Regions from separate parts of the Mus musculus genome. Here all the other regions are linked to region 2. The links are chromatin loops, found by intact Hi-C in ENCODE. Cell type or tissue: heart. All regions are shown on one strand.

Region 1 (4,000 bases), 540 kb after region 2:
AAGACACCTCCCCTGTTTGTGTGTTTTGTCTGTGTGCTGGGTGGAGGGGGGGAGGGTCCCTGAGCGTTCTCCTCAAAGGAGTGTGAGCCCCATTCCTGCCCTGTCCCCTGGGCGTGGCTACAGTGGGAAAGCGCCAGGAGTGGGTTCTGATGAGGCAGAATTTGGTTGTTTTACCCCAGGCAAACTTCAGTGAGAGTTGAAGCCTATATACTACTTCAGTGACCTTTGACCTGGAAGTGAAAGTAAGGGTGAGAGATTCCGGTGTTCCTGTAGATCTCTTCCACCTCTGCAGTCTGGGTCTGCCTCTGGCTCCAGCCCAGGGCATGGTGGGATGGAGACTGATCAAGTCCTTCCTGGCTCTCTTCCCCAGCCTTATGGGAGCAAATGCAAACTCCGGATAGTCATCTTTGTGTCCCCGTGCTGTGCTTAGAAGATCTGTCCTTAAGTCATTTCCAAACTGGCGCACACACACTAGGGAGCCCTGAGGAAGCAGGGTGATAGAGCCCTTTTCCTGCCTTACCTATCACCCCTCAGCTTATGCAGGGGCCTCAGCGCTGCCGTGGGGCTGTGCCAGCAAGAAAAGACCCAGCCTCCCCGAGCTTTAGTTCCAGTCAGGGATGAGTCAAGGAGACTCATTAATGAATCAAGGGTTAGTTCAGGATCGGGAGCGATGTCATGGGGCTGTTGAGATCAAGATATCTCAGTGGGTAGAGCCCGTGGGGTACCAAAAAGGACTCAGCAGTATGTGAATGCAGCCACCCGTCATCCCAGCACTTAGGAGGTAGAGATGGGATTCACAGGATAAGCTAGGCCAGCCTGTATTGGTGAGCTTTAGGCTGAGTGAGAGACTGCCTTAACTTATAATGCAGGGAGCAAGCAAAGAGAACACCGGCCATCAACCATTTGCCCCCACGTATACACGTGCACCCACACACATATGCATGTAAACATGTATGCACACCACAGCGCGCGCACACACACACACAGCTCCCAAAAGACTGATGTCACAGCCGGTAAGTTCACACGGAGGACTTGGGCTTAGGAGACTGGGGGAGAGCAGGGCTGGCAAGCTCCCGGGCGGGCATGTCCTGCGCAGGGGTTGTATGGAGGTGAGCCAGACATCGGCTTACAGAGCGCCCCCTAGAGCATGAGAGCCTGGGGAAGCCCCGGGAGGTTTAACCGGGAGGGTGTTTTCTAGGGCTCCCTGGCTGCTGAGAAGTTTCCTGTGAGGTTGCGGGCCCCTCACCCCAGCTGTACCACTCAGGCTGGAGGGTAAGGGCAGGGCCCGTGTCTTAGAGGTTCCTTGTACCTTGAGTGGATTTGGAGAAGGGCTGTGCTGATGTCGGAGCGTTGAGCTCGACTGTGATTAAGGAGCAGAACAAATAGAAGGGTGGAGCCACAGGCTAGTATTTATAGAAGGACCCTCCTTTGTTCCCCTGTGGTAAGGCCCGGAGTGCAGGTCAGTGGTAGCCTGACTTGGGTTCACAGAGGAAGTCCCCAGAAAGTCTTTTTGGGGAGCAGCAGAGGTGTCAGCTCTTCCTTAAGGACTGGAAGCCCAGGCGGCTGCAGCTCTCCTGCCGAGGAGTCCTGAGCTCTCTCCTACTCTGCCTCACCAGTTTGGTTGGTGTGCCGGGCTTCTCTGCCCCTAAGAGGCTTCCATACTTTATATAGTCAGCTACTAAGGCATGATCTTGCTCACTCTGCAATCGCCTGGAACACCACCAGGAGGGGGACCACTTTGGAAGCTGAATACGATACAGAAAACCTTCCCTAAACCCGGCCCGGCACTGTGTCTCCCCCCCCCGCCCCCCCGCCCCCCCCACCCCCCCCCCACGCCAGCTCGTCAGTGGGGAGCCTGAGGCAGGAAGCTCATGAATTCAGTGCCAGTCTGAGACTCTCTGAAATCCAAAACAAACAAACAAACAAAAAGTAAAGGAAAACCCTTACCTAGCAGGTTCTGCCCATCCCCAAACTGCAGGCCAGCCAGCGCCACCTGGTGGCTGTAGTGGGATTGTCATCTCACAGCTTGGGCTTAGTTTGTGGTTTTGTTCACAGCCCAAGAGGTGGGAGTCGGGTGGGAAGGACACCACCACCCTATGTGGTCACATACACCACTAAGAGCAGGTCCCATCCTAGGGATCTCCTGGGAGATGGATTTACCCACCTTCTTGTTTGTTAATAGTGGCGGAGGGTGTGTGGCTCCTACGCAGGAAGTCCTCTGTGTAGCTAGTCAGCCCTGCCCTGCTTAGAGCTTGGTATCCCCTTCCCAGAATGTTATCCATCACTGTACACTGCATACGGCATGTTTTAGGACAGGGTGGCACCTCAGTCTGGGTATAGCCATGGAATGACCTTTGACCCTAGAAACTGAGTGCTCCCATGTCTTCAACGCCTCAACTCAGAGGAGTCCTTTGTATCCCCCTGGCAGACGATGTCCCCATACGGCCTGAACGACCCTTAGCATCCTCACCTCCCTCCCCTGAGCTGCCCAGCCCTGCACCTCCACCAAGGCAGCATCCCTTCCTACACTGGATTGATTCCTTGGTTCCTCTATACTTCTACCCCTGCTTGCCTCCTAACACCTGCATCACCTCCTGGCATCCCCCTTCCCGCGTGGACGCGACTGCCCTGGGAGCAGGGATGCGCTGCCTAACCAGCAGCTGATGAATGAATATCGTCACATCTCAGAGCCCAGAATTCTGTACTGCTGCTGTTGAGCTGGTAGAGGCTGAAGTTCCTAACTCAGGCCCAGGATGAACGAGCTGCTGGCTCCTGGCCTTCCCAATGACCAAGGAAGACCCTCCCATCCTTGTAGGTGGAGCCTGTGCCTGGTGCCCCTCCTCCCAAGTCTCCGCCCAGAACTCAGTGCTGTGGAGCCACTCACGGTCCTTCTTGCCTCCAGCCCTTCCCCTGCAAGTCCTTTGCGGAGCACCTGCTATGGTAAGGCTGAGTGCTGCGGACGGTTGTGGCCATTCTGCTCTCTAGATCCTTGCTCACTTCCAATCCCCTTCTCTGTTCTTCTAGGGCAGTGGTTCTCAACCTTCCTAACGCTGAGATCCTTTAATACAGTTCCTCAACTTGTGGTGACCCCCAGTCATACAATTATTTTTGTTGTCATGGTTATCAGTTGCAATGTACGTATTTTTTGGAGACAGAGGTTTGTCAAAGGGACGGCGACCCACAGGTTGAGAACCACTCCTCGAGGAACAGATGAGAAGAGCCACAGCGAGGAACAGAGCAAGTACCTTGAAGGCTCAGAACTAGCAACCTCTGGGAGGGTGGAGATACTGTTGGGTGTAAACAAAAGGCAGGAGCAGAGTCTGGAAACGGGTGAGCCAGCAGGGAATGGGACAGCCTAGGGAAACAAGAGGATGCTATTCCCTTACCCCCTAGAGTCCCGTAGTCTCTCCAACACTCTTGGGACCACAAGGAGAAAACTTTCATCTCTGACAAAGAGTCCCAATGTGCAGCCCCGGGAGTCTCCTGTGACTTTGGCACAGTGGTCTGGAGAGGGTAGCCGAGCGTGAGGACTGTAACGGCTGTCCAGTGGGGATGGGGCCAGCAGGAGACAGCCAGTCCCAGAAACATCTGCCACTCAATGTGGCCATAGTCATGGTCTCTGAGGCATGTTGGTCCTCTGCCAGCTCCTCACATCAGAGGACAATCGGGCTTAAGCTTGGAGCCTGGCGTGGTGTTGACTCTGAGTGTGAGTTGTAGCCCTGAATCCTGCCACAGGAGGGAGCTCGTGTTCTGTTAACAATGGTTTTTGAGGAACCAGAAGAGCCCTACGAAGTCAGCTATTTCCACTTCTGCACTTGGCTTTTTTTAATCTATCTGTCTGTCTGTCTGTCTGTCTGTCTGTCTGTCTATTAATATGGGCTGTGGGTGCTCAAGCTTGTGACGCACACACTCTATGGACTCTGGTCCATCCAGCCATCTCTCTGGTCCCCAGCATCTTGTATTTTTTGAAGCCACCATCTTTACTGTTGGCATTCTGTCT
Region 2 (4,000 bases):
TGCGATCCACAGGTTGAGAACTGCTGGTTTAGCGGATATATTCCAGGTGCTGAGGTAGGTGAGGGCTCCTTTCACCTCCCAGAGCTTCAATTGTACTGTCTATAAAATGGACCAGTTTCCTCACAGGATCACTGGGAATACCTGCTTTTCTTCTGTCCATCAACTCTCCTGGAGTTAGTCTCAGGGGGCTCCCGTGTACCTAGCTCGAGGGTTTGACCTGAGCCTCCGGGTCTGTCTGTCTGTCTGTTTGCCTATCTGTTTGTGTTCCTGTGCTGTTACAAGCTCTGGGATGGACAGGATACAGTAGGGATAGAGAGCACCTGAACACCCCTGTGCTGGCCAGATCCTCTCCTTCAGCTTCCCTGAGACCTTACTGCGCGGAAGTCCTGCCCCCATTCTAACTTGGCAGGGCCGGAGGGGAAGCTGGTGCAGAAATTCCAATCAAAGGCGAATGTGTCCTGGAGGGGCTCTATGCTCTCCCTGCCCTGCTGGGTCACAGATACTCCAGGTGTGTTTGTGTCTGAGAGATTGCTCCAGGGTTTGAAGCTTCTGATATTTCCAGTGGGATTGCTAGTTTGGCTTGCAGGGGCCTCCTTCCCCGGTTGGTGTCCGCACCGTGGCCCAGAGCTGGGAAAAGAGCTTCAGAGAACTCTGACTTGCTTGCTGTCCAGCTTCTGTAGGGCCTCCCCTGGTGTGGACAATCGCTTCCTCGCTGTCTGCGTTTCAGATGTAGTCTCCTATGATCTCTCCCCTCACAGCCACTGCAGACCGCCGCAGGAGGCAGACCTGTGACACTCATTCTCCAGCTATTCCAGCATGTGCACCTTGGCCCGGCACAGTTTTACCTCTGGCTCTTGACCTCTTCTTCTGATGGCTCGTTGTGAGTGACTGGCCCTCTGAGCCAAGCGACTGTTATCTTGGGGAGTTCTGCTGCAAAAGGCTGATCCCAGAAAGGCTTGCTGACGGTTTGCAGCCACTATGGAGGGGTGGAAAGTTATAAGACCCTCACCTGAGTATCCAGACTATCACCTGCTGTTTGTGACTCTGCCTTAATTGCATGTGACAACAGGGAAGGGCTAGAGGGACCAAGGAAGACTAGGGGAGAGGGCTCCATCTATGCATCTAAGGGAAAGCTGTTGGGTAAGGGCTGTCTAGGTGCTATCTGTTGGGGGTAGCAATGCCCACACCCCTGCATGTAACCCCTCACCTGTGTTGTGTAAGGAAGGCCAACTTATTGGCTCCCCAGAGAGAACCTTGGTGGAATTGCGCCTCAGTTTACCATTGGGGCCTTAGGAGAAGGGGAAGCCATTGCTTATGTCTCTCCCTGGGGAGAAACTTTAATATCATGGCTCCACTCCAGATCTTGCTGATCCCAGCAGGCAGGCAGAGGGCCACTCTGAGGCCTTTACATCTGCTGTGTCTCCCCGAAACTTCTGAGAGTTCACATCATACGTCTCTCCAGGCTGAAGTCAAGGGGAAACTCCCCAGGCACCCCCAGTAGTCCTCCCTTCTTCCCTCTCTCTTTTCTTACCTTCCTCCCATCTTCTGTCCTCCCTTCTCTCCTCCCTTCTCTCCCTCTTTTCCTCACCATGGGGTTCTGTGGGGTGGTGGCAGAAAGACTTCTCTACTCTGGGGGGTTAGCTTTGGCTGTCCTCAAAGTTTTGCCTGCTGATTATGCTGTATTTGTGCTTCTCACTGGCATCTGTGCCTCCCACACACGGGCCAGGCAGGACCTTCAGTGCCAAGACACCAGTGCCTACAGAAGGCACTGGTCCTGAGTGTAGAGATCTACATCTGACTCTGTAGCGCTTCAATCTGCCCTGCAATCTCCAGTCGTACCTGTAGGGGGCAGCCTTGCACCGATGTGGACAGGCCTATGAGGTCCATTTGCCAGGATCTGGTGTAGTTGACAGGTGGGGCAGCTTTGCAAAGCCCTTGCTTGTTCCGTGGTTACTAAAGTCAAGTGCATTGGGCCACAGGGAGCATGGTGCCATCCCAGCTGTCCATTGCTGTCCTGCCCTGCCCTGTTGCCGACTGCTGTGCTGTCTCTACCTGCACGCTTGGAGTCTCTGTGCAGGGACTGGGCTGCTCCTGGACAGCCCATTGGGCCAGAGTGTCACTTGTGGCTGCACCCTGGCTGTGCCTCTCTTCAAGATGTCAGAAGATAGTGAAGAGGCTGCTTCTGAGGGTTGGAGATGTTTACCACTAAACGCGGAGCTCCTGTCACCATGGCAACATCCCAATCTCCTCAGATCCCCACATCTGCCCAGCACCTGGCTTTTCTTAATTTGAGTCTCAGACATTGACTCATGGAGCCTCCCGGCACCCGAGAATTCATTTTGTAATTATCCCATCCTACAGGTAGAGAAACTGAGGCCAAGAGCGGTCGGAGACCCAGGTCTCACATCAGGGTTATGCTCCCTTGGCTTCCGGTAACAGCCTCTATATTCTCCCTCTACTAGCTTCTTGGCAACTCGTGACTCACTTTGGAAAAAGGTCCCAGCTTGCTGCCTTCATGTCTGGAGCGGGCTGTGTGCCAACTGCTGAGGGTCAGAGTACTGGCAATCCGGTGCACATGGACACATAGGGCAAGAGGCCTGGGCTTAGGGGAGAAGGGGACAGGAAGAGGTGAGGAGGCAGTCTCTCCTTCACTCTCGGGAGCCTGGGCTTTGTGATTGCCTGTAAATTCTGTTCTTTTCTCAGCTGCCCTTGTCTGTGATAGGGGCTGCTCTGGTGAGCATAGGAGCACATTGTGGGGTCTTCCTTTCTGGAGGGCTTTAGCCTCTTGCCCACATGCATGTCCCTACCTTTTCCTTCAGCTGCTACCTTCCTGAGAGGCTCCTCTGATATGCACCCTGCTTGGGGGTGAGCCTGGAGGGCACATCTGGTTATTGCCCCATACAGCATACTCCCTCCTTGGATAGGTCTCCTTCTAAGTGCCCAGCCTTAGCAGAGAAATGAGCCTGGTAGAGGCAGGACCTCCCCCCTACCCTGACCACCCTCCTAGGCTGTTCCTTCAGAGGATCCTCTTGTCCCTAGGGCATTCAGGGATGCCACTTATTGGTCAGAACCCGAAGAGGAGGAGCCTGCTCCAAAGCCCTTATCCTGGGCCCTTCCCATCCAGGATCCTCAAGGATGGGCAGGGAAGGGAGTGGGGAGGGATGGCCATTAGCAGATGCTGTGTCAGCTGCTGATTCATTAAAGTCACGGGTGTCACTCTGTGAGCCAGAGGCTTGGGCATCCCCCACTGATCTCTAGAGGCTCTCTAGGCAGTATTTCTAGCAGGATGGATGGTGGATCTCCCAGCCCTCCCTCCCTCCTCCCCAGGTTCCCACCTGCCTCCCAGGCTTCTCCCCCTCCCCACCGCACCCCAGGCAGGGGGGTCCCCTCCTGACTTCCACTTCTTCAGCTTCCAGGAAGGAGCAATTACTGGTGCACTGAAGCTGCACGGTGCCACCCAGCCTGCGCTTGTCCCCATGTTTGTCAGGAGCCGGCAGCCTCATTTACCCTGCTAACTGCAGGCCTGATAAATGTGAGCGCCATCAGATGATCCTGGCAGAGGACAGAGAAACACAGCCTTATGATTGCTTCCAACCCCCAAGATGAGACTTCCTGGCCCTGCCCATTCCACTTTGTGCCCCTTGTTACCCAGGTGTGGAGACACCCTTACTATTGGAATCCCAGCATGGCACATACATTTTGCTCAGGGAAAGGCTGGCTCCTCTAGGGTCTACAATGTGCTACTGGTTCTGGCTTCTTTATCACCCACTCTTGGCAGGGAGAGGCAAGGCCCTGAGTAGCTATCCAGGGCCTGAGGAGCAGGCTGCACAGAGCCTCCACCCTATGTAGTCTTTGGCTTTTATTCTGTGTGAAGCCAGGAGCCCTCTGGATCTAGAGCTTCAAGGACACCCAGGACCAAGGATGGGACAGACTCGGGACTGTTAGCTGGTGACAAGCGGCTGCCTTCTGAAGCAGACCCAAAAGTAGCTCCAAGGGGCTC
Region 3 (4,000 bases), 330 kb after region 2:
CTGTGATGCTGAGATGCAGCACCAACTGGAGGATTGCTCCAATGAAAAGGCATTGCCATGTGAGTTGGCGGGGGTGGGGTGGGGATGGGGATGGGGGTCAGAGGTTGAGAGTGCTTGCTGTTCAGTCATGAGGACCAAGTTCAGATTCCAGCACCCAAGTCAGGTGGCTCAAAAATACCTGAACTCAGCTCCAGGAGGAAAGTCTGGGTGTGGCAATGCCTGTCTGTAATCTTGGCACAGATGGGGGTGCCTGCGGAGGTGGAGACAGGAGGCTCCCTAGAGCTCACTGGTCAGTTAATCTTGCCTAACTGGTGAACTTCAGGGTCAGTGAGAGACTGTGCCTCGAGAAAGAAGGTGGAGAGCAACTGAGGAAGATATCTGACACTGACCTCTGACCTTCACTCACACACACACACACACACACACGCACGCACACGCATGCCTTGCCATCACCATCCCAATCACCATGTCCAAGGGTCAGAAAAAAGTTAAGTTGGTGCCACACTCCAAGCCCTGGAAAGGAGGCAGGTGGGCCACCCAGGGTAGCCGCCCCATCCACTGTGACCTTGTGGCACACCATTCAGAGCTCAGTGTGCAGCCTTAGCCTCAGCTGGGGGTCAGTCATCTCAGATGCTCCGTCTGAACATATGGTAAGCAGCTGGCAGCAGACAGAGCCAAGCCTGAGTGTACCACAGTATCCAGCACACCAGTGCCTGTAGAGCAAAGCCGAGCTCTGACGTTTTCGTGATAAAACCTAGGTGTCTACAAAACCATCCTCATGGTCCAGCCGTATTCTTTAAATCAAATTATTAACTGGGCAGTGGTGGCACACGCTTTTAATCCCACCACTTGGGAGGCAGAGGCAGGCGGATCTTTGAGTTCGAGGCTAGTCTGGTGTAGAGAGCAAGTACCAGGACAGCCAGAGCTACATAGAGAAACCCTGTCTCAACCTCCCACCCCAAATTAACTAATTAATTAGGTGTGGGAGAGCCTGTGTTTTGTAGGCATGTGTGCCACAGCATGCATGTAAAAGCCAAAGGACAGCTTTCAGAAGTCAGTTCCCCGCTTGCTCCACGTAGGTCTCAGGCATCAAAGGCCATCAGCTTAGGGCAAGCACCCTTCCAGCATCTCATCAGCTTCATTTTTAAGCCACAGAACCTTATTTAAGGTCTGGTATTCTTAACCAAACATCCACATTCACTCTTGACTATTTGGTATTCAGCCCACTGAGGAGTTTGAAACCCCACTCCAGGGAACGGTTAGTCCCATGGTGCTAAATGCCAGCTCTAGGTGGCTGCTCCCCGGTGGGAGCACTCCTGCCCCAGCAACAGGCTCCACACAGTTAGACTCAACCCAAATCCTCACCCACCATTCACTAGCTGCCCCGTCCATATCTCTGGCCTCCACACTCCATTCCTGAGTCTACCTCTGTATTCCACTCTGGCCATTTCTGAAGCCTGGGGCTCGGCTAACACCACTCACCCAGCTCCAACCCCAAACCCTCCATCCTACCCACTCTGCACCCAAAAGCCTAAGTGACCTTTGTAAACACAGGTCATAGTATGGCTTTGTTCAAACCCCTAGTGGCTCTTGTGACAGACTGGAAGGAAACCCTTTGTCTACCAGCCCAGCCAAATTCTAGATCCAATCTCCTTCCCTGCTCACAAAACTGCCTCAGCCTCTGGATCCTGCTTGCCTGGCCACAGACCCTCTGCCTCTGAGGTTGTACAAGGAACTCTGCTGGACCGTAAGCTTCTCGGATGGGTTACCATGGCCACCCAGATGTTCAGCACCTCTTTTGCCAGCCATCACCTTGTCTAAGGACATGACCTTCCCCATCACCACCGATAACCTAGCACTTTAGGCAATGTAAAGTGATGGACTCTGCACCAGTCCTGGCACAAAGGCGTATTTGGTAACACTAAGGAAAGCACCTCAGGGCTGGAGTGGTGACTCAGTGGTTAAGAGCACTGGCTGCCTTTCAGGAGATCTGGGTTTAATTCCCTGCATCCACAAGACAGCCCACAACCGGCCATAAACTCCAGTTCTAGGGGATCTGTTGCCCTCTTGTGGCCTCCACAGACACTGCATGCAAGTGGTAGACACTCGTGCAGGCAAAACATTCATGACATAAAATCAAAACAAATAAACGCTTAAAAAAAGAAAATTAGAAGAGTGGTCAAGATGCCCAAGCCAAGAGGCAGAAGAGAAAAGGGGGTGGGGGTGGGGTGTTGGAAGAAGTCAGAAAAGAACAGGGCAAAATGCCCTGGATAAAAAGGCATTTGGAGATGCTGAGTCCCTGGTCCCGCCCTTGGGTTGCTAAGGTAAGGAAAAACAGGACCTGAACGAACACGACTTGTGCCCAAGGCACCTGACAAACAGCTGAGAGAAAAGCCTTCGGAAGCCAGAGAGCCAATACCTCACCACCTCCCTCTGGCAACGAGGTGGCCAGAGGTGACAGCATAGCCTACAAGACATGCTCACAACAGGGCCAGCCACCATCAGAGCTGGTCCTGAGACTGTCATCCATTGTGGGTGTTTTTGTTTTTGAGAGAGAGAGGGGGGCTTTTGATATGTAGGCTAGGCTAGCCTTAAACTAGCAATCCTCCTGCCTCAGCATCCCAGGTGTAGGATGACAGGCATGAATCACTGCCCCAGGGTAAGGCATCGTGAACATTGCCACCCCTCACCACCGACTCTGTTCTCCATTCTCCTAGCCACTCTTCCCTCATTTCCCCCTGAGGCTCAGACCCCAGTGCTTTGTAAGGCCACCCACTTTAGCCATATGGCACCTGTATGGCCTTTAACTACCCTTGAGACCCACAGCATCTGTCACTGTCTGCTCAGACAGACTGCAGCTCCAGAAGGGCGGGGTAGATCGATGTCTGCTTCGTGACTCACTGACCTAGAAGCCAGTGTTCAGGGAGGCTCAGGATCATTTGATGGAGAGGCTGTCCACCTGACCATCTTTCCTTCCACCCATCTCTCTGGAGAACACACTCAATCATCCTTAGCCAGAACTTGGGGGGACAATAAAGCCTGGAAGCACGAATGAGGACAATGACATGTTCTGAATCAGGACAAGGACATGTCCTCTCAGATGGGTTTGTTGGAGATCAACCCTCTCTCCCACCCCATCCTAACAGTGTTTATAACTAGATGAAACACGGGTGGCCTGAGAGATGAGATAAGGGGCCTGAATCCTCACTGAACGCTGTTTCTTTGGTCCATGACTGCATGAGCATCCGAGATGACCTGCTGCAGCCCCAAGGCTGGGTATGCACTGGCCAGCAAAGAAACCATGGATACGGACAGCAATGAAACCCCAGATGGGGCCAGCAGGAGGTGTACGCCAAGCTCTGGGTCTGTTCCCAAGAGCCCCAGGGCAGGAAGGATGGTGCTACATGGCGGGGTCCTGGCACTCACCCAGAAGTTTCTGGAGCACCTGGCCATCGTACAGGTCCTCCTCCAGCTGCTTCACAATGATGCGCTCCTCTGCCAGCACATCGTTGATCCAGTCCAGAAGTACCTGGGGCAGGTGAGAGGCATTGTCACAGAGTTGCTAAATAAAGCCAGGGTCAGAGCAGGCTCGGGTGGGCAGCGGCCCAAACGCACAGGGGCTACCAGACACCTGCCTGGTGACCACGGAAGACAACAGGTGTCTCTTGGTCCGTGGCCAAGGTAAGAGTGGAGAACTAGATCCATACATGAAGCTAGGACTTCCTAACAGCCCCCAGCAGAGCCTGGCAGAACCCGGGTAGGCTGGGAACCTGCAGAGAGCATGGGTAGAGAGGATGACACCTATCTCCTAGCGGAAGAACTCGCAGGTGCACCTTCGAGCAGTGGGCGCTTGGAGGCGCCATATTCTTGTACACTGGGTTGAGTTGACCCTTGGGTTATTCAAATGCTGATTTCTCTGCTCTCAGATCCCATTTCGTAGCATTGTAATGCTTACACCAAACATCTCCTGTCTCAAGTTTGTGTAAACAATCCTTATCTT
Region 4 (4,000 bases), 400 kb after region 2:
CATGTTACAAGACTGTCCTTAAAAGAGCAGAGGCAGAAGTCTGGCCTGCCAGCTCCGAAGAGAGAGCACAGAGGTCTTTAGCAGTCAGTCTTGCCCAGCAGCACCTGAGCCTATGGCCCACTGGACATCGCAGGTTCCTGTAAGACGATAGCTGTGCAGCCTGAGTCACAAGCATGACAGGCAGGAGCAGCCATGGCTATCAGCAGACAGCGCACTTCCCGTCTGCCTCGGAATCCTAGCATCATACCAGCACTGGCAGGTCCTGCTGCACTGAGGTGGTAACCTGTGACATGACAAGGTCAGTGTCCTTCAGGGCCACCCCACAGCTCAGCCCTACTTCTGGTAAGTGGGGTCCCAACAGTAGACTCTAGGAGTCTACAAGGAAAAGGCTCTGAGAAGTCACCTGAAAGCCCTTAGGCCCAGGACAGCACAGGTCAGACTGTCACATGTCCTCAGGAAAAGCATGTGTCCATAAAGACGCATGGCCTGAAAAACAGACCACATCCAGGACACCGCTGAGCGTTTAAAATTTATTGACGTGATTTCCCATAAGGATTCCGGCCCAGAAGCACTCAACCGTGTCACCTCCAAATAGGCTTGGAGCCTGGGAGATGCCTGTTTCTCATCCAAGCTGCCCCTGGGACTCAAGTTACAGGAACCGAATCCCAGCTCCAAACTGGACACCATCACAAATCCTAAAAAGAAAGAGAGAGGTCAACAGGACGCTCCTTACACCATCGAGAGGCTCTGTACGCACCCCTACCCTGCCCCTGCCCCCCCCCCCCCAGTTCCCTAGGCTAATAGGAATTAGCCCCTGGAGAAAGGAGAAAAGACAGGAATAGAGCCCAAGACCCTCTGTTGCTCCATCCCACCCAAAGGTGCACTGTCCTGTTGTCAGGACAGCAAGTAGAGCCTGGGCCTCACAATGACCAAGCAACCCAGCCTCAGAGAGGCCAGCCACCAGCCAGCCCTTTTCTTGACCCAGGATGACATACATAAAGGGTCACCTCAGGTGTGCTCTCTGGAGAGCTTAGCTCAACCATGTCCTGTGTGGGCCTTCTCAGGACTGGCTGCAGGCACCAAACACCCAGTTCTGAGTGCTGTGCCATACTGGAATGTCAAGGCACAGGTAAATGGAAGCAGTCACTCTGCCCTGGGGAGGAGCCTCCTGCTTGGAGGGAAGCTGAATCTCTGGAGGCTGAAGACCCAAGCCAAGCTGCACAGTGCACCTGTGCCCTCAGCCCCGGCCTACATAAGAGGGACCACGGCTGCCTCAGAGAAGTAAGCTTTGAGATAAGCAAGTCAAAGATGCCTGTGCTATGACACACACCACAGAGCAATGCCCATGAGTATTCGAGGTGGCATCCAGAGTTACAGGGCCAGGACCCATCAGTGCTCTGCAGACCCCGTTGGCCTCCTCAGCCTCTACCTCTAGGCCAGGTGTAGGCTGCCTTCCTGCTGCATGGTGCCAGTGCTCACCCTTATACCAGGCCTAGCAGGGGTCATCCGAGAAGTCCACTGATACCCTCTCTTAACCCCCAAACACTCCACCCTGGATGGTGTGCTAGGTGTGGGCAAACAGCACTCGTGGGCCCCAAATAGAGCCCTTGACAGGCACAGAGAGGAAGACATTAACAAGGCTGAAGGGAGGGGGAGGGGGAGGAGAATAGAAAGAGGCGCACTTGTGAGAAGCCATTCCCTTAAGGCTTCAGCAACCCCACATTCTCTGTCCACCCATACTATACCCCTCCCCCAGGACAGCTGTACCCACATACAGGATGCCCTCCCCAGCTGCAATGATGGTGTCCTGTCCCTCCTGAAGCTCAAGGAACAGCTGGAGCGGGGCTGACTCACTGCTGAGTCTCCAGGGACCTGGTCTGAGGAGTCACGCTGTGACAGAACTCAGGTCCCAGAGAAGACTGTGCCAGAAATCATTCAGGACACAAGTCAGAACACTTCAAACTGTCACCCTTTGCAAAGGCCACAATTGCCAGTTTCAGAGCACCTGGCTTAACTCTGGGGGTGGGGCTACAGACAACTGTCCACCTGCCAACTGCCTAATTTTAGAAACATGATAAAATTGAGGTCATTTCCCTCAAATGTTTTCAAATTCCACTCTTGCCAACAAAGCTGCAAGGCAAACCACACTAGGGAAGGTATCTCTATGTTCAAGGCTGACCCTGGACAGCCTTCACTACCCACAGCCAACACCTGCCTGCCACCATCACAATGGCAAACAGCTGCCAGGCAAACCCGGGCCAGGGTCTTCCCCACTTCAGCACAGCAGACTTCTTCTTCCTGAAGGGTATGTTCTCAATTTATCTTTGAAACATGCTTCTTGGATTTAACTCATTGCAGCTGAGGGGTCCTGAGCTGTAAAGAACACTCGCTAAAGGGCCAATTAGCAAGAAGCTCAAGAGCGAAGGAACTGCTTGGTGCACACTGCCACCCTGTGGCTGCTGTCAGTATTACAGCAGCATGGGCCACAAGAGGTGAGCTGCTCAGAGAGCTGCTGCAGCTGTGGTTGGCACTGGAGCCCACCACACCCCTGTGACCTGGCCCCAACACAGTATGTGAAGGCAGCTGGCCACAGCTCCGCTTCAGCTCCACCTACATGGTAGGCTGCACAGAGCTAACCCAGGCTGAGAAGGCACCTGCTGCGCACCAGGGCCCAGCCCTCCTCTCCTCACTGCACTGTGCAATCAGCAACTGTGGCAGGTCAGACTGTAGGCAGCAGGCGTGGTGGACAGAAGACACTGAGAGACAAGAACAGTGGGCCAGTACAACACAGCAGTATGGGAGTGACAGACACCATAGTCAGACCACACAAAAGCAGAGCGGGAGGGCCGCTCGGACATGCAACATTTCCCCTGAAAGCTCAGAGCTGTCTGTCAAAGCCTTCTAGTCTCTGCACAGGAAAACAGAGCCAGAGTAGCTATGTAACCTATTCCAGGCCCTACCACAAGGCAAGGTGGCATCTGGCCTTGTGGCCCGTGGGAATTGATCTGTCTGGGATAAAGGCACAAGAGAGGGGCCCATGAGAGGCCAGGTGCTTGCATTGGCTCCCCGTGAGGCTGCCTGCCTGTCAGCAGGTGGCCCGTCCCATGGAAGCCAGGTACAGTGTCCTAGCAACTGCCTCCCACCATCATGTCTGGACCTCTGACTTTCCGAGCTTTGTTACTAAAGCTCCCTGCTCATAACAATCCCTCTGGGCCTCCAGACAATGCCTACAAGGTAATGTAAGGCTCTCTCTATAACCCTGAATGGCCCTTGGTCTAACCCACCCAAGGAACACAGACATGGCTCCATGTCCATGGGTGGAGTCCTCCAGCCCAGAGCAAAGCTGTGGGCAGCCCCAGGCCAGGGTTGGCACAGGGAAGCTCTCTCCTGCTTTACACATCCAGCAAGCAGGGTCAACACTTCCCCTGGCTAGCCCCTGAGGCAGAGCAGCAGTGCTCCAGGGAAGGGGTGGGTCTTCCCTTCCCCCTCCAACTAAGAGCAGCTCAGCAGCGGACCGCATGCTCTCATTCTTTAGTTGACTCCATTCTCTCTTTAAGTTCAGACCTATACTGAAGTGGCCATCTCGGAACCACTTGCAACAGAAGCTCCGATGAGCTGCAGAGCTGACAGTGGCCCACACACCTGTCGCCCCCCTGCACGCCCATAGGAATGCAGTAGTTCAGCTCCAGCCGAGCGATGTTGCCAAGTCGGAGGACGACGCCTGCTCCATAGGACCAGCGGATGCACTCAGCTAGCTTCCGGATATGGGCTTTGGGGCCCTCACCTGAAACAGTGAAGGTGGTGAGCAGAGGTGTGGCCCTCCCTGACAGGGCCCCTTACAGCTGGATCTAGCTGGTGGAGACAGGTATGGGGCTGGCATCATGGGCACCCGACTCTTCCACAGCCAGCTGAAGGTTTCGACTCTCTGGGCCTGGCTACCCTGCCCCTTGGCCTAGAAAGGCTCTTCTAGCAGAGCAGCGGGGCCCATGCCACACCTCAG
Region 5 (4,000 bases), 500 kb after region 2:
TTTTCTGTGTCATCCACTCTTAACTGCAACCTATTTCATCAGTGGGGAAACTGAGGCCCTGAGAGAAGGAACTTAACAGCTATTCCTATCTGCCATTAGGGTATTGAGCCCAAGCCCGTGCCTGGGAAAGACAGGTCTGTGTCCAGGCCACATTGAGGTGCCTAGGGATGAACACAGGCACACATGGCAGGTGGCATCCCAGAGACACTTCAATGGGAGCTGCTAGCCAAAGAAGGAGGGATGAGAGTTTGGGCAGAGGTCATCACATGGGCAAAGGCCTTGGGGCTGGAGAGGCTGAGCTGGTGGGTCTCTGGGATCATAGCATAGTGTTAGGGTAAGATGGCAGACATGAACTTGGGGATGACTGGGTAGGCAGGAGGAGAGAGCTGGTGTCTTGGTTACTTTTGTATTGCTGAGATAAAATACCATGATCGAGGTAACTTATAAAAGGAAGTGTTTGGCTGGGTGTGCCTTTAATCCCACTTGGGAGGCAGAGGCAGGCAGATTTCTGAGTTCGAGGCCAGCCTGGCCTACAGAGTGAGTTCCAGGACAGAAAGGGCTATGCAGAGAAACCCTGTCTCAAAACAAAACAAAACAAAACAAAACAAAACAAAACAAAAGCAAAAAAGGGAAGTGTTTGATTTAGCTTATAGTTCCGTGATGCTGGTAGAAACAGCTAAGATCTTCTGTCTCAAATTTCAAGAGCCTGTTGGGAGTCTTTTGAAATCTCAAGCCTGCCCCCAGTGACACAATTCCTCCAAGGCCACACCCACTAATCCTTCCCAAACACTTCCACCAACCAAGGAGCAAGTATTCAAATATATGTGCCTGTGGAGGCCATTCTCATTCAAACCACAGCTGGGGGGAGGCCTGGGGTGCAGTGAAGCTAATGAGGGAGGGCAGTGGCCAAAGAGGTTGAGGTGATAGTGAAGGTTCAAGAAGAGACACTGAGGAAGTAAGAGATTAATTTATATACAGAAGGCTTTTGGTCTGCACTGAGCCCTACATCCAGGCTTCTGAATTTGGGATCAGTGGGGTGTGGTTACTGCCCCTGTGCACTGCAGCTGGCTGGGGCAGGAAATGGGAGAGTAAGTCTGATGCTTAGACACCATAGGTTCTCACCCACTGCCTTAGAGGAGTGTTCTGCTTGGGACCCACTTCCCATGACTAGGGCATAGATGGAGTTGGGTGTTGTCTCCTTGCCTGCAATCAGAGCTGCGATAGGAGTTACCAGCAGTCTGGAGTGGCCATCTGGCTCTTGCCCTGATCAGTCAGGGTGGGAGCACTCTGCTTAGCATGGTAAATAAAGGAACTGGGCCTGGCAAACAAGGATGCTGTGGTCACAGCTGCTCTGAGGCGATTGCTGTGAGAAAGGCCCGGGGATGCCTGTTTATCCAAGGCACTGTGATGGACTTCTCCCGGTAGGAGGCCAGGAAAATGGAGCTCAGAACCAGAGCCTGGCAGGCCTCAAGGTTGTCTTGGCTCTGCCTCTTCGTGGAAGAGACTCTCACTGGGCACTTCTGAACTACCACTCTGAACCTTGGTCTCGTCTTCTGTAGGGGGGGCCTCAGTGGGTTAAGCGGAGTGTGTATAGGGTGACCCCTGCTGGCAGCTATGGCTCCATCCATATGGAGATGCTGAGGTTCACATACTATCTTCATCTTCTGGGACCACAAGGCTTGGTGGCTCCAGGGTGACCTGGGCTGGCTAGGGGAGACAACCTCACAGCCTGAGGGTACAAAGGAGCCGTGGGTGTCTTCCTGTCTTGCAGCACTGAGAAAGGCATGCAAGAGAGACTTCTGGACCCGTGTCCAGTGTTCAGTGCCAGGGAAGGTGCTGGCCTACCTGCTACTGCCCTGTACACTGCCCTTCGAGTATGCCTACTTCCGGAGCAGGAGGTGAGATAGCCTGGGCTGGGGAGGGGGGAGGTTGTGACCAGGGAGGGTGGGTAGGTGGCTAGAAATGGCAGGTACCTGCCTTCCCCGCACTAGTTGCCACGGGCTGGCCCATGGAGTGCCTGAGTAGGCTCTACCAAAAGAACTGATAAGGGAGGTGATGTGGCTGGCTACCCAGAATTCTGGCTAGTACTTAGACTGTTCTGTGACCTTCTGCCCTCTGATCCGTGGTAGAGTTGCTGTGACAATGTGATGATGCCATTGGCAACTCTCTCAGCTGAACTACCTCAGATTGGCTGTGTGGTGTGGGCCCGCTCTCCTGACCTCTCTAAGTCATAGCATGTTTCCTAAATAACAGGGTTCCTTCAGGTCAGACTGGCTGCAGCTGTATCCCTGCTGGGTTAGTGGCCTACGCTGCTTCCTTTGCTCACTCACTGGCTGCTGAAGGCTGACCTAGGACTAGGTGTGAGCTTGGGGCAAGAGAGGCAGGCTGACCTTGACCTGGCTCCTGGCCTGGTGGAGCACACAGCTCACAGCCGGCCACATCACCTGGGCATTTTAGCTTCTAAGAAAGAGCCATACTAGCACAGAGCTAGCCTGGCACATACTCAGACCTGTTTGTTCAGGGAAGGAAGGCAATGACATCTGTATTATAGTTTTAAGGATGAGCTACAGTCCGTTAGGCAAAGGAGAAGAAAGAGCCTTCCAAGTGGACAGGGTAGTGCGTGCAAAGGTCCTGGGGCAGAAGGGAGTCAAGCATACCCTAGGAACCCAAGGGGAGGAGGGTATAGGGAAAGCTAGAGAGTGACTGTGGCCAGACACACAGACACACGAGGTCAGCAAGACACAGAGGTGCTATAGGGAGGTCTGGTGTTTTCTTGGAGAAAGGATCTTTCTAATCTTGTAACCCAGAGTGGTATTGTAATCCTGAGGATTTTGTAATCCAGAGTGGTCTTGAACTCACGATTTCCTCTGCCTGGGGTTCTAGCCATGTGCCCCAACCCTAGACCCGAGATCTGTGCTTCTGAAAAACCTCTTCCTTAGAAGTCTGTGATGGTGAGTCCCAGCACTCTGTGTTGTACTGCCTGGAGCTAGTGATCAGGTCAGCAGTCGCCCAAAGCTGGGGGACACCTTCCTGCTGACAGACTCACCTTGCACAGAGCTGTGGGCTAAAGCCACGAGCTGATGAAATGATGCTGAAGGAATGTAAAATCTAGCCATCTCTATGGTGTGAGCCTGCCAGAGACAGCTCAGAACACACTGCGTCTGCCCTTCTGCTTTCTTATGACCCACAAGGGGCAGGAAGAGGGATGGATAGAGATAAGTAGGGGAAGGGACTTCGGCAGAGGGTCCTCATTTGGCAGGCGAGCAAAGCTGGGCCCCAGAGAGGTCCTTTAAATCTCTAGGCAACAGAGCAGAGTAGCCTCCAACCTAACATCACACCACACACTTCCCACCGGAACTCTGTGGAAGTTGACCCCAAGCCCCATCCCTCCCTAAAGCTCAAAGTCTACTTCAGGTCATCCTACCATGCATATTCCCCGTGAGGCTATCCTGAGATGATCTTGCTCAACCTGGGCACTCAGCCCTGCTCCCCTCTCACCTCTGATCTGGCACCATCCCACGGCTCCCTGGGAAATTGACATTGCCTCTCCCACAGGCTGATGGAGTGGCTACCCGAGGCTCCAGATGACTTGGATTGGATGAGGAGCATCCTGAAGAGTACCACCCTCGAGGTCTACTCCATGGCCAAGTCATGGCTTCTCAGGTTGGGCAGGTGAGGTGGCAGGGGAGGGGGGGTCATGTGGAGAGGGGCTGGAGTATTTGCATGATGCCCACATTCACTACCCAGCACTCAGAACCCAGCACCGAAATCAGAGGACTCAGAACCTAGCACCTACTGCACAGTATCCATCTAGTGTCCCGCACTTAACACACAGTACCCAGCACACATGCAATGTCCTTCTGTCTGTCCACCTGAGGGTGCTGTGTGTGCCATCCGGTATCTGGGATCTAGTCACGCTAGCCAGTCTGGCCAGTCTGCTGGGGATCTTTATCATGGCTCTGTGGTTGGAATACATTCCCTCCCCCACCCCCTCGTGAGC
Region 6 (4,000 bases), 78 kb after region 2:
ATGAACCAGTGAGTGTTTGGGGGTTACTTAAGGAGGAGCACTGGTAAATCAGGGGTGGCCATATCACCAGTAAGTCCTCTCCAGAAATTGCTTATTGTTTTTAAAACCTTGGGGAGGCCCTTCTGAACCCCATAAGCTGCTAAGCCTGAGCCGTCTTGAACTTCCCTCCATCTTTCCAGGAGAGCTGGTTCTGTCTGCTCACCTAGAAAGGGAGACTGCCCATCTTGGAGACGGGGCTTCCAGATAACAAAGCCCTAAATGAGAAAGCTACAGGCTCCAGTGACCGGAGAACACGGATGCTGGTGCCGCGTTCACACATGCCCACCGGTCAGGCACAGAGGCTGAGCACTCGCTGAGCCACGCACCAAAAGGAAACCCAGTGTTCTTTGGAATTTTCCCCATGGCCCTTAATCAGAAACATCCTTATGACTTTCCAAAGACCTGTCCAACCTGAACAAAGAGCATGATGTCGTGTGACTTTAGACCCACTTTTCTGTCACCACCCCCTTCCCAAGGGACCTTGGAAGAAATGCCCCATTGGGGCTCAGTGGTTAAGAGTAACAGCTGCTTTTTCAAAGGACCCAGGTTCAGTTCCCAGCACCTCTAAGGTGGTTCACAAGCTTTGTAACTCCAGATCCAGGGGATCCAGTGCCCTCTCCTAGTCTCCATGACCACCAGGCGTGCACGCCATACATACACATATATGCATGCAAAAATTTCCACAGAAAAATATTTAATAATAAGAAAAAACAGAAACACCCTTTTGCTTTTTCTGGGCGGGCTAGGGTTTTGCTCCTCTCTCTGTTGTATTGCGGACACCATTAATAAATGTTTTGCCTGGAGGCAGCTCTCACTCTGTGACTTCCTTGAACTGAGTCTCACTCTAAAACTAACAGCTTCAATCAAGAGGAAGAAACTCCATGCATTAATAAGTCCAAGCACGATCCATAAGAGATCCTCACCGAGAAGCACCATGGGCTGACGACAGCAATGAGAGATCTTCCATGTACACAGGAGGACAGACTAGAGGGACGCCGATGGGGTAAGGAGCTACCGACAGCTGTCTTTGCAGATGTCACAGACAAAACAGAAGAACCGGAAGCTAAGCACAATGGGAGAACTGAAACCGTGACTCTAAAGTTACAGAACTGAAAAATAATAAGGGCAAGACTCGGTTTGGCTACCCCCTCCTCTCCACTGGTGGGCAGATGCAGCCAGTGTGTAAAGGTGTCTCTCAACTAAGATTGACAGGTCACTCTGGCCCCCACAAGCTCAGGGCCTTACACCCCTACGCATCCTACACATTAGATTTCAAGGTTCAGAGTCCCATCATGAGGATGAGGATAGCCTACAGGCGGTGAGGAGCTCAGCGGTGAGGATGTCCACACAAGATTTGACTTTTGAACATGCTCCGTTTATTCACACAAACATACCTGATGATAACACACACTCTAATACAAAAGGTGAACTGACATCTAAGCAAGCAGAGGGGACAGTTGGTTGGAGAGAATACGCTGCTGCAGGGTTCCACTGGGGATGATTTGGAAGCTTGCAGGGTTGACCTCCATCTGCCATAAACTCCTTCAGCTCTGGCAGGCTGGGAGGATGGCACTGATCCGAGGGCCTTGAAAGCATTGGCTCGTGGCTAGCGCTGAGCGCTGAGTGGTGGGCATGTGTAAACCTGTCGCCAGTGCCGGAAGTTCAGCATTCACGGAAGCCAAAGCCACACACAAAATCTCCTGTCACCTCATTGATCATCACAGAGGAGATAAAGAGAGAAGCCATGTAGTAGGAACATGGCAGTGGGATCCCAGAGATTATCCCCCAAGTTCCAATATTTGTATCTTGTCGTTGGTGGTAGCTTTGTGCTATCAGGGCTCTCAGCTTGGGGCTGGTTCACTAGCACATCAACACCATCTTGGGGGTGGTTTATTAGCATATTATTAGTATACCATTAGCATACATTAGCATATCAAGGCCTGTCCTGGGCTTGTTTCTGACGCCTATCTGAGAGCTAGCTGGTGGCAAGCTCCTATTTTACAGATATCACATTATTCCAAGTCACACAAAATAGTTTCACTTACGTTCCTAATGCAACATATGCACCAAAGGTCTAGGACATGTTGAAAATCACATGTGGAAGCTAAAGAGATGGCTCATTGGTGAAGAATTTGCTTCTCTTGCAGAGGACCTAAGCTTGGTTTCCAGCCCCATTGTCAGGGGACTCACAACCAGCTGTAACTCCAGCTCATGGGGATCTATTGCCCTCTTGTGACCACTTCAGGCACTGCACTCATATGCACTGTCCCCTTCTCCATATACACATGGTTTTTATTATATATGTATATGTATATATAATATGGCATATGATGATATATATATGTATCTCATCATATGCCATGCTGAGAACCAAGAAAATATCAAATAAAAAAGAACATCGGTAGGCACAAACATCAAGACAACAAAGATACTTGAAGTATCTGGCAAGGACTGCACAGTAGCCATGGTAACCTACCCCTGTGATTACAAGAAAACAGAAGACTCCCACAAATAAATAGATGTTGTAAAGAAGAGTCATTTGGAAATCATAGACCAGGAGTGAGAATCAGAAGAAAAAGTTACTGGTTGGTCTCAGCAACAGAGTGAAGAGGACTGGGGAAGAACCCAGTAGACAGACACAGGAACTCAATCCCCACAGACACACAGACTCAGTCCCTCACAGTCTGCACATGGAGATGAAAACTATTAAAAGATGAACCTCGGGCCAGGATGGTGGTACAGGCCTTTAGTCTCAGCACTTGGGAGGCAGAGGCAAGTAGCTCTATATGAGTTCAAGACCAGCCTGGTCTACATTGTGAGTTCCAGGACAGCCAGGGATACCTAGTGGGGCCCATCTTAAAAGCACTGCTCCTCAAGGGCCCATGAAAACACAACAACAGATCCATCATTCCTTCCTCTAGGAACTTAGGAGAAGAGAGAGTTTGAAATAAGGATTTGACCTTGGAACTATGACTAAGATAAATCTCTCTTCCTTTAGAAAACTGTGAAAAAATACATATGGGAACTTCCCAGATTTGATGAAAGACAAACACCTACAGATATATAAGCCCAAAGAAATATATATCAAGACACATTAGCCGGAGTTAAATATCTGCAAACTAAAGATGGGTTCAGGGTGAGGTGGGGGGAGGGGTGGGCATCTCAAAGGCAGCAAGAAGGAAATGGCACACATGGGTGACAAAGCCAGAAAGAGCAGATCCTCCTGGGAGCTGTGTAGCCCAGCACTGAGATTCTCGACAGTATGGACAGTCAGGAATTCTATACCTAGCAAAAGTATCCCATAGGAATAAAGGGGCAATGGGGCCATTCTCAAGTGAAGGAAGATGAACAGAATCATAGTCAATGGACCCTGAAGTGGATCAGCAGGAGAGGAGATCCTCAGTAGCCTCTGATGCTGAGTAAAGGCAGGGAATGAGACTTTTCTTGACTGCCCTAAAATGTGTCCAGGGATAAAGTAAAACCTTTCCCACTGCCCAAGTGGTTTTTGATGTATACAGATGTATTTAGGACAGTTATATTCTAAATGGAAGTGTGGAGCCAATGAAAGGGGGGGTAAGGGCCCCTATTTTATTCTAAAAGGTGAATAGACAACAATGAGGTTGGTAGGTAAAATCCACAGTATGTACTTTAAACCTCTACTCAACAAGATACGTGCAAATCTCCATCAGTCATATCAAACCCGATTCTAAGAAGGAATACTCAAGGGTCTCCCAGATGCAGGGAGGATAAAGCAGAGAAACAAAACGACAGAGCAGGAAGGTTAAATCAGCAAACAAAGGCTCCCAAAAGGCAACATTGTTACCAGGTACAGCTCAGAGGCACCAGCTTACATGTCCACTGGCAAAGTAGGTTGGAAAAAAGACCTAATTCCAGGCTGCGTGCGGTAGGAGAGTCAGGTAGAAGGAGGCCAGTCTGCTCAGGTGGGACATAATGGGAGAAA
Region 7 (4,000 bases), 350 kb after region 2:
CCGGAAGTCATCTTCCAGTTCTGAAGGTCCCTACAATCCAGACAGAGAAACAGGGAGGAAAGCCTCACGGAACAGCTGTGGACACCGCATCTCTTACCACAGGGGACAGATAATAGTAGGTAGGCAGGATCACAGGGCCGTTGTAACAACTTTCCGCTACATGGAGAGTGGCTAAGGATAAGATTTAAGTCTCTCTGCCCCTACTCCTCACCCCATCACATAGCTGGGCCACATTTGGGCACTTACTCACTTCACCTGAGCTCACCTGAAGAGAACTGAGTCAAATCCATGTTCTGGAAGGCTCAGCTTGGAAGCCAGTGCCAAGGGCAGAGGACCTCACCAAACAATGCTCAGGGGATTCGGAGAGCAGGTACCAACGTCACCAATTCTCAAAGGACCCAGATGTCAAACACCCACCCTAAAGACGAGGCTCAACCAATTCGGAAGCTCCTGGAATCTCTGCCCAGGCTCCTGAGGTGTGGGTTGTAAGATCTCCGCACATGCACACCAAGGCTACGGGAATAAGCAGGATGAAGCATGGCTCATCCCTGGCTGCAGACGACGCTGCAGAGGCACAGGCCCTCCAAAGTCCCTGCAAAGAGCAGGTGTCAGACTCAAACCAGCACAGTGCCTATGGGAGGCTCAGGGCCATCTAAGCTCAAAGGGCTGTGGTAAAGCTGAAAATGCAGGCCCAGTCCAGGGGGAAAGGAAGTGTGGACCACAGCTATGGAGCAGTGAGGGCCAGCAAACAGCACAGGCCACTGGGGAAGGTCAGAGACTGCTGGAACCTCAACTTCAGGTACCCCAGGTTGCCGCTAGGGTCAAACCCAGGGACTCACACACACTAGGCAAATGCTCTGCCATTGAATTACGTCCCTAGTCCTTCCTTTTGGACACTGTCTTAGTTAAGGTTACTATTGCTATGGCGAAAGGGCTGGTTTGGTTTATGCCTCCAGATCATAGTCCCTCACTGAAGGAAGTCAGGACAGGAACTCAGGCAGGACAGGAACCTGGAGGCAGGAGCTGATGCAGAGGCCATGGAGAGGTGCTGCTTACTGGCTTGCTTCCCCTGCCTTGCTCAACCTGCTTTCTTATAGAACCCAGGACCACCAGCCTGGGGATGGCCCTGCCCACAATCACTAATCACTGCCCTCCCCCATCAATCACTAATTAAGAAAATGCTCTAATAGGCTTGCCCACAGCCCAACCTTATGGAGACCTTTTTCCAATTGAGGTTCCCTCCTCCCAGATGACTATAGCTTGTGTCAAGTTGTCATAAAACTAGCCAGCCCGGTGGCTCAGGCTGTCCTGGAACTCTCAATCCTCCTGCCTCGGGCCTCCCAAAGTGCTGGGACTACAGTATGTGACACCATGTCCAGCCAGTGTCACCACTGCAGAGTCACACAGCATACTGGCTAGTCTAGAGGACTTCAGCCCTATGACTTGATTCCCTGCTTTTGAAGCTGCACCCTACACCCCAGCCCCGCACAGAAGGGCTCCCCTGATCATCATCTGTTCTCTTGGCTCAGACCCTCAGCTCAGGTGCTGATGATCAATGACTCTTAACCCCAGGCCACACAGCAGGCCTTTTGCCGCAAGCCTTGGAGTCCCCAACTTAGGAAGGGTTGCTTTTGATCCCACTTCCTTTCAATCAATTCCACTGCCTTTCGACAAGTGATTTTAATCATGGTTGGGGGGAGGTGCAGAAGAATTCGGAGAGAGAAGAGCGTGCAACACCCCAAATACAAACAAACAAATAAACAGCAAAAGAGCAAAATGCAGATTTCCCTGCCGGTGGTGAACACACATCGTGCCATCCCTCTGAGAAAGCTATACAGGTTGCTTGCTCACCAAGGCAGACTGGGAATGAAATCTGCTGGTCGCTCGAAGCGGCAGAACAAGCCTGGTCAAGCTCAATACAGATAGAGAAATGCACTGTGTAGAACAGGAATGAGAGCAGAAATGGCAGCAGGAGAGTCACTCCTCAGCGGAGCCGGCGAGGCCCGCTTCCCAGCTGTGGAACCAGCGGTAATTAATCTGATCGGTAATGTTCCCACATACCCAGAAGTCCAAAGCGGTTCTGCTGAGAAAATAAGAAGATTAAATCATTAAGCCATTAACAACAACAACAAAAGAGCTCTACTGTACACCTGCCACGGGGAGAACCACTCCCCCCGCCCCCAAACTGGGCTGAGAGCAGGAACGCTATGTACATGGCGCCCTCTAGTGGTCATCTGTACTATGGCTGTCTGACGAGACTTCGTTCGGGAGGCAGGTCCAGTTTAATCTTCTTTGGCTGAGATAAAAAGCAAAGACCTGGGTTGGGGGGCGGGGACGGGGGGAGGGGTGCTCAGAACACTAGCACTGGACTCTGCAAGCTTGGCAGATGAGGAGCCAGGGCTAAGAGCCTATGTAGACACGCTCCCTGCCCCTGACACTCTTGGAACCCACGGATCCCACGCACTTCCCCAACACATTGGCCTCCCTTGACAGCTCCTTTCTTCGAGGCATTGTCACAGTTTGGCACATCTGCGCCAAAGGTTTAGCTGCCATCACTTCTGTAAAGGGCAGGCGTGTCACCTGCTTGTCTCCTGGCTCCTCAGGGCATCAGGCAGAGAGCAAACTGCTCAGAGAACAGCTGGCTAATCCTCAGTGAGTTCAGGAGCAACTGGGCCAGCAATCTGCAGCTTTAATCAATCATTTATTTGCAGTTATTTTCCCTATTTTGGTCTTTGGAGAACAATCTTGATACGTAGCCCAGGCTAGCCTCAGACTCACAGGCCTTCTCCTGCCTCATTGGTCCAATTGCTGAGTGGGATTACAGGCATCTGCCATCATTCCTGCCTGGGGATTCTCGCTGTAACTCCCTGGACCTCTTTCTCCTACATCTTTTATGGTTGCATGGTGCTTCCCCTTCTGTGATGAAAAAAATGAATGTATACTGAAGTTAGCTTGGGTAGTACAAGCAACCCCATGGGGTCTCCAGGCAGGAAGAGAAGCCTGGAACAGAGACAGACTGGGAGATGCAGTGTGCTGATGGCTGGGGGGATGGCGGGGACAGCACGGGTCCTTTCAGAACTGGAAGAGGTCAGAGATGAAAACTCATCGAAGCCTCCAGAAGGCTGGAAAGCCCAGCCCTGATCCTGACTGATGACGTTCAGGGCTGTAAGGCAACACACAGACTCCCGTTCTAACTAATGAGGTTCTGGTGCCTCATTGCCACAGTCCTACAGAAACAAACAAGGGCATGGGGGGCACGTTGCTTTGATCCCAGCACTCCGAAGGCAGGCAGATCTCTGTAAGTTCAAGGCCAGCCTGGTCTACACAGCGAATTCCAAGACAGCCAGGGCTACATAGAGAGACCCTGTCTCAAAAAGACAGAAAGGAAAAAAACAAACAAGGAGGGTGGCTACCAGAAGCCTTGCACATCCAGATAGACTCTCCCACTGGCCTTTCAAGAGCTGTTGAAAGAGACAAGCCTGGGTCACTCAGCAGCAGAACTTTAGACAGAAAGGAAGAGCTGTTTGACCTCACTGTAGAGAGCACCGCCCCTCCCTGATCCACACAGCAAGGCAGCCACTGGTCCTTGACACAGAGGTCAGGGTGGGGGGTCTTCTAGAAAACAGATTTCCCAACAGGCATTGGCTTTTATGGGCAGACACCACAGGACGGCCACCCGCAGCACCTGAAGCCACCTCCCCTGAGCTAGCCTCTCCGAAGGTTTACCCAGCAGCCTTGGCCTGAAGGCAGTTGGGGACCAGGCTACCTCCAGCTTTCCACACTGCCTGGCCATTTAATAGTTTTCACAGGAGCAGTCGGAGGTGTGCTAATTGCTTGCCCTTTGCAGCCACAGCTGAGCCCCATAAGCCGCCCTCCTCCTGAAGCTTTGTCTTCTCTGCTTTGTCCCCAAGGCCACCTCCTTGGCCCCTGACCAACAGGGCAAGCATATTCTCTCCTCTGCTCCATTCCCCGGGTAACAAGTTCTTGAGAACTGTGGACA

The links. Hi-C counts contacts between places; a loop is a spot of excess contacts. Peaks named below come from ENCODE experiments on the same cell type or tissue, not always from the same donor. Only the 100,000 strongest peaks of a DNase experiment are listed, where the experiment ranks them.
Region 1: it touches region 2 in a loop (10-fold over the local background); 8 of 42 quality-filtered maps call a loop at or near these places.
Region 3: a loop joins it to region 2, with 4 times the contacts of the local background. A loop is called at or near these places in 31 of 42 quality-filtered maps.
Region 4: it touches region 2 in a loop (7-fold over the local background); 21 of 42 quality-filtered maps call a loop at or near these places.
Region 5: a loop joins it to region 2, with 3 times the contacts of the local background. A loop is called at or near these places in 12 of 42 quality-filtered maps.
Region 6: it touches region 2 in a loop (9-fold over the local background); 29 of 42 quality-filtered maps call a loop at or near these places.
Region 7: a loop joins it to region 2, with 6 times the contacts of the local background. A loop is called at or near these places in 18 of 42 quality-filtered maps.

What each region holds. Positions count from the first base shown.
Region 1 is chr15:84,072,114-84,076,113 of GRCm38, reverse strand. Sult4a1 (sulfotransferase family 4A, member 1) reads left to right here. Exons shown (of 7, transcript NM_013873.3): 7 at 1-17. It also overlaps a transcript of Efcab6 not described here. Among named protein-coding and RNA genes, the nearest start is that of Efcab6, 8.8 kb to the right of the region's middle. In heart, CTCF peaks have their summits at 1,128 (motif pointing left), 2,005 (motif pointing left) and 3,729 (motif pointing right); no DNase peak of the experiment used is centred here; H3K27me3 peaks cover 3,833 bases.
Region 2 is chr15:84,612,284-84,616,283 of GRCm38, reverse strand. No RefSeq gene overlaps it. Among named protein-coding and RNA genes, the nearest start is that of Gm34201, 13 kb to the left of the region's middle. In heart, no CTCF peak of the experiment used is centred here; a DNase peak (open chromatin) is centred at 1,873; H3K27me3 peaks cover 3,616 bases.
Region 3 is chr15:84,282,291-84,286,290 of GRCm38, reverse strand. It overlaps Parvb (parvin, beta), which reads right to left. Exons shown (of 13, transcript NM_133167.3): 4 at 3,427-3,529. Among named protein-coding and RNA genes, the nearest start is that of Gm22890, 39 kb to the left of the region's middle. In heart, a CTCF peak has its summit at 2,072 (motif pointing left); no DNase peak of the experiment used is centred here.
Region 4 is chr15:84,210,821-84,214,820 of GRCm38, reverse strand. It overlaps Samm50 (SAMM50 sorting and assembly machinery component), which reads right to left. Exons shown (of 15, transcript NM_178614.5): 14 at 3,643-3,784; 15 at 1-695. The coding sequence ends at 650. Among named protein-coding and RNA genes, the nearest start is that of Gm52212, 4.4 kb to the left of the region's middle. In heart, no CTCF peak of the experiment used is centred here; DNase peaks (open chromatin) are centred at 150, 1,490, 1,860, 2,460 and 2 weaker places; H3K27ac peaks cover 1,337 bases.
Region 5 is chr15:84,113,519-84,117,518 of GRCm38, reverse strand. Pnpla5 (patatin-like phospholipase domain containing 5) reads left to right here. Exons shown (of 10, transcript NM_029427.1): 7 at 1,772-1,898; 8 at 3,556-3,672. Among named protein-coding and RNA genes, the nearest start is that of Pnpla5, 7.7 kb to the left of the region's middle. In heart, a CTCF peak has its summit at 1,596 (motif pointing left); no DNase peak of the experiment used is centred here.
Region 6 is chr15:84,534,413-84,538,412 of GRCm38, reverse strand. No RefSeq gene overlaps it. Among named protein-coding and RNA genes, the nearest start is that of Gm34027, 3.4 kb to the left of the region's middle. In heart, a CTCF peak has its summit at 2,270 (motif pointing left); no DNase peak of the experiment used is centred here.
Region 7 is chr15:84,258,726-84,262,725 of GRCm38, reverse strand. The region is part of intron 1 of Parvb (parvin, beta); the gene reads right to left. Among named protein-coding and RNA genes, the nearest start is that of Gm33723, 21 kb to the right of the region's middle. In heart, a CTCF peak has its summit at 2,217 (motif pointing left); a DNase peak (open chromatin) is centred at 2,205; H3K27ac peaks cover 1,150 bases.